2 separate regions of the Homo sapiens genome follow, and region 2 is linked to region 1. Evidence: read pairs that join two places in POLR2A ChIA-PET (ENCODE). Cell type or tissue: PC-9. All regions are shown on one strand.

What was found. Peaks named below come from ENCODE experiments on the same cell type or tissue, not always from the same donor. Only the 100,000 strongest peaks of a DNase experiment are listed, where the experiment ranks them.
Region 2: POLR2A ChIA-PET joins it to region 1 with 13 read pairs; 2 of 35 experiments call an interaction of 5 or more read pairs at or near these places.

Annotation. Positions count from the first base shown.
Region 1 is chr17:32,249,891-32,252,390 of GRCh38, forward strand. The region is part of intron 1 of LOC124903979 (a long non-coding RNA gene); the gene reads left to right. Among named protein-coding and RNA genes, the nearest start is that of RHBDL3, 15 kb to the right of the region's middle. In PC-9, no CTCF peak of the experiment used is centred here; no DNase peak of the experiment used is centred here.
Region 2 is chr17:32,549,982-32,552,481 of GRCh38, forward strand. All of the region lies in intron 21 of MYO1D (myosin ID), which reads right to left. Among named protein-coding and RNA genes, the nearest start is that of CDK5R1, 64 kb to the left of the region's middle. In PC-9, no CTCF peak of the experiment used is centred here; a DNase peak (open chromatin) is centred at 1,410; H3K4me3 peaks cover 691 bases; H3K27ac peaks cover 1,856 bases.

The DNA of each region.
Region 1 (2,500 bases):
AGGCTGGAGTGCAGTGGTGCAATCATGGCTCACTGCAGCCTTGATCTCGGCTCACTGCAGCCTCGATCACCCAGGCTAAAGCAATCCTCCCACCTCAATCTCCCAAGTAACTGGTACTATGGGCGTGTGCCACAACGCCTAGCTGACATTTTAGAAACAAAATCTCATTATAAGGTCTCATAATGTTGCCCAGGCTGGTCTCAAATTCCTGAGCTCAAGCAGTCTCCCTGCCTCAGCCTCCCAAAGTGCTAGGATTACAGGCATGAACCACCACGCCCAGCCAACATTGATTTACAAATGTTAAACCAACTTGCTGTGCTGAGATTAACCCCATTTGGTCACGATGTATTATCCTATTCATATATGTTAGAGGTGACTTGCCAACATTTTAAGAATGTCTGAACCTATGTTCATGAGGGATATTGGTCTGAAGTTTTCTTTTCTTAAAATGTCTCAAGTGTTTGTTGAGTGTATAAATGAGAGCCTGTTGGTCCAAGGGGGGTGGGTGGGAGAGTGTATTAAGAAGGAAAAAAATAGACTGGGTGCGGTGGCTCACGCCTGTAATCCTAGCACTTTGGGAGGCTGAGGCAAGCGGATCACCTGAGGTCGGGAGTTCGAGACCAGCCTGACTGACATGGAGAAACCCCCGTCTCTACTAAAAATACAAAATTAGCCAGGTGTGGTGGCGCATGTCTGTAATTCCAGCTACTCAGGAGGCTGAGGCAGGAGAATCGCTTGAACCTGGGAGGCGGAGGTTGCGATGAGCCTAGATCGCACCATTGCACTCCAGCCTAGGCAATAAGAGTGAAACTCCATCTCAAAAAAAAAAAAGAAGAAGAAGAAGGAAAAAAAATAGCACATTTATAGGGCTGTTTCCAAAGCCCTTTTCACATACCATTTAATTGTCATAACCAAGAGGTGTAGATATTACTATCATGCCCATTATAAGAGAACTAAGACTCAAGGAGTTTAAGGAACCTGTCCCAGACCTAGCTAACCAGAAGGACTGGGACTTGAACCCATGCCCTCTGTCTGCAGATGCCATGTTCGAGGTTAGTACCCAGTGAGTGAAGACCTTTAGGGACAGGCAGAAGGGCTCCTTTCAGCTTTGATTATGCTTGTGACCATTTCCCAAGGGAAGGAGCAGAGCTTCTGCCATGAACATGATACAAGTAATTCCATGTTTCTTACTTACAGCATCTTAAGAAAACTCCAGCATGGCAGAATGAGCACTCCACCTGCAGATGCCCAGGAGAGCCTGAGACTTATTTTTAGCCAGAATAGGAAAATGCCAAATATCTTCTAGGAGAGTTGGCAGCTGGAGGGCTGCTGATACAGCTGTGTTTATATAAGCTGGTGCAGAGGGGAGAATGGTGGTTGCAAAGGAGGCAGGAGGTGCTTAATCCACCTATACACTTGCTGAGGTTTTCTTGGGAAGTTCTGGTCAGGAGTTACTGCTCAGGAGAGAGCGTCATGCAGACAGTCTGGAGATTGCCAGGAGCATAGGTGCAACTGGCTTCCTTGAGTCAGAGCATTTGTCAAAGCCGCCCTTAAATGACCTGTCCACTGGTCGTTGGCCTCTTCCCACCCTATTATCCAGGGGTAAATAAAAGAACAGAAGCTCTTTCAAATGGTGCCATTTTATTTATTTTTTGAGACAGGGTCTCTGTCACCCAAGCTGGAGTTCAGTGGCGCCATCACGGCTCACTGCAGCCTCCATCTCCTGGGCTCAAGCAATCTTCCTGCCTCAGCCTCCTGAGTAGCTGGGACTAGAGGCCCACGCCCACCCCCCACCAGCTTTTTAAATTTTTTTGTAGAGGTGAGGTCTCCTTATATTGCCCAAGCTGGTCTCGAACATCCTAAGCTCAGGCGATCCTCCCACTTCTGCCTCTCAAAGTCCTGGGATTATGGGCATGAGCCACTGCACCTGACCCTCAAGTTTTAAAGCATAGAGGTTCACCCGATTCTGACCATACTTCTCAGATGTGCTTGGTGAAAGCAATCTATAACACCCCATCCTACAGAAGCTGTCAAATAGTTTTCTCACAGAGGCAGCAAAATAAGGCTTTTAAAGGTGTTACCTATGGGCTCTCAAAGAGAATTAAAGTAAAACGTACCTTAGTAAGGATTTTTTAAAATATTTTTTAAAATGTTCAAATAAAAACAAAAGTAGAGTAAATAGTATAATGATCTCTCATGTACATGTACCCACCACTGAACTTCAACACTTACTAACATGGTCAATCTGTTTCATTGTTCCCCCACCCATTTTGGAATTATGCTGAACAAAGCCCAGATAGCCCATTATTTCATCTGAAAATACTTCAGTGTGTACCTCTAAAGTATAAAGAATCTTAAAACAAAACAAAACAAAACCACAATACCATCTTCACACTTTAAAAATGAACTATTGGCCAAGCATGTTGGCTCATGCCTGTAATCCTGGCACTTTGGGAGGTGAAGGTAGGCAGATCGCTTAAGTTCAGGAGTTCAAGCTCAG
Region 2 (2,500 bases), 300 kb after region 1:
GTTCTATGATAGTGAATACTTAACGGAATGAAAAGATCAGTATTAATAATATGTTAGGTCAAATCTCCTTTACAATGAATCCCATGAAAACAAAATGATTTTCAAGCTTTGAGCTATAATTTTTTTTTTTTTTTTTGAGATGGAGTCTAACTCTGTTGCCCAGGCTGGAGGGCAGCGGTGTAATCTCAGCTCACTGCAACCCCTGCCTTGCTGGTTCAAGTGATTCTCGTGCCTCAGCCTTCCAAGTAGCTGGGATTACAGGTGTGCACCACCATGGCCGGCTAATTTTTGTATTTTTAGTAGAGACGGAGTTTCACTGTGTTGGCCAGGCTGGTCTCGAACTCCTGATCTTAGGTGATCTGCCTGCCTTGGCCTCCCAAAGTGCCGGGATTACTGCGCCCAGCCTGAGCTATGCTTTGTTACAAGAAATATGCCATATAAAATTTTTTCAATACTACAGAGTTGCAATTTTTTTTTGGTGTTCACTGTCTCATGATCTAACCTGTTGCAAAGATTAAAGCAAAATTTTCCACAGCTAATCACAGAGGATTAGTAAGGCCTCTATAATACCACACATTAAAAATGAGGAAATCACAAACTGAGTCCCATGTCTTCATTCTTTGTAGATTTGTTTTCTAGGTAATTAAAAAGGTACTTGCGAATATACTCTGCCTACTTCTAAAAAGTATTTGGGGATAGCCTATAATAATAGAAATAGGAGTAATAAAAGTGGGCCACGCACTGTGGCTCAGGCCTGAAATCCCAGCACTTTTGGAGGCTGAGGAGGGAGGACAGCTTGAGCCCAGGAGTTGGAGACCAGCCTGGGTAATGTAGTGAGATGCTGTTTTTACAAAAAATTTAAAAATTAGCTAGGTTTCAGCTACTTGGGTGGCTGAGGTGGGAGGATCACTTGAGCCTGGAAGGTTGAGGTTACAGGGAGCTATGATTGTACCATTGCCTTCCAGCCCTAGGCAACAGAGTGTCAAAAAAAAGAGAAAGAAATGATAATAGTGAAATAATTTTAGAATATTTTCATCCAATTTACAGCCATTTCTTAATATTATCAGCGAAACAGAATTAATCTAGAGTTAGAAATGAGATCTATAGTTTCTGACACTGAAAGTATTTTATTCACTATAACTAAACATTGAGTGGCTGGTAGCTGATAATGAATGACTTCTAGGGGTGGGGAGCCTGTAGAATTGTCCCAAACTATAGGACTCAAAGACAATGAACATAAATGTAATTAAGAAGTGGATTAGATCAAGAGGCAGTGCATGCTCAGATCATACATTTTGCTTCTGTTTGGATGTAACAGCCAGCCTTATGCAGAATATATTAAGAAAACCACACAAAAGGGAAATGAGTCACTTACAAAAGACCAGAAAAGCTTAGGCTAACCGGCTAGACAAGACTTGGCCATGTCTTTTTCTGCCTTGGTTTCACTTGTATATCCTGAAAGCACCACCTTGTCTGAATCACAGGAGAGAAAAATGTTTTTGGCAAATATACATTGGACACGTCCAGCTTTACTTTTGCTCTTTCTCTATGTCCCCCCACCCACCATCCCACTGCCACACACACACACACACACACACACACACGCATCCAGGTGGCTTTGGAATGTATGTGGCTTTTCCCTTCGGGAGTCTCACCTTCATAATTATGTTTGACCTGGACTAACATTAAAACATTTTGCTCTTCCCGAGAACACACCAATCAGCACGCGGTTCCATTTTCTCATGGATCATGACCCATTATCCTTTCTATTTTCTGCTGGAATGAAAGTTCCATGGCACAGGAACACCGTCTATATCTTGCTCACTTCCTGTACAGAGCCTGGCACATTGTTGGTACTCAATAAATATTTCTTGATTGAATAAATATTTTCAGTCTCTCCTCCAGTGGCTATCTGCTTTGTCCTTAGCCTAGAAGCATGTTCAAATCTCCTCCAGTAAACAAAAGACCAAAAAGTCCACCTGTTCTTCCCTATCCCTCCACTGCTACCAAATGCCTTGAAGTTAAAATAAACTATCCATAGCTAATGTCTTCTCCCTCATCGTACTTTGCAGTCAAGCTTTACTTATGCACTGTTTTTTGTTTTGTTTCGTTTGGACAGGGTCTTGCTTTGTTGCCTAGGCAGAGGGGCATTGGCGTAATCATGGCTCACTGCAGCCTCAGCCTCCTGGACTCAAGCAATCCTCCCACCTCAGCCTCCTGAGTAGCTGGGACTAGAGGCACACACTACCACACCTGGCTAATTTTTGTATTTTTTGTAGAGATGGGGGTCTTACTATATTGCCCAGGCTGGTCTTGAACTCCTGGGTTCAAATAATTGGCCCACCTGGGCCTCCCACAGTGCTGGTATTACAGGCATGAGCCACAGCCTGGCCTGCATTGCTCACTCTTTAACCTTTGTAATCCATCCATCCATCCACCCATCCATCCATCCATCCATCCATCCATCCATCCATCCATCCATTCATCCATCCCTCCCCTC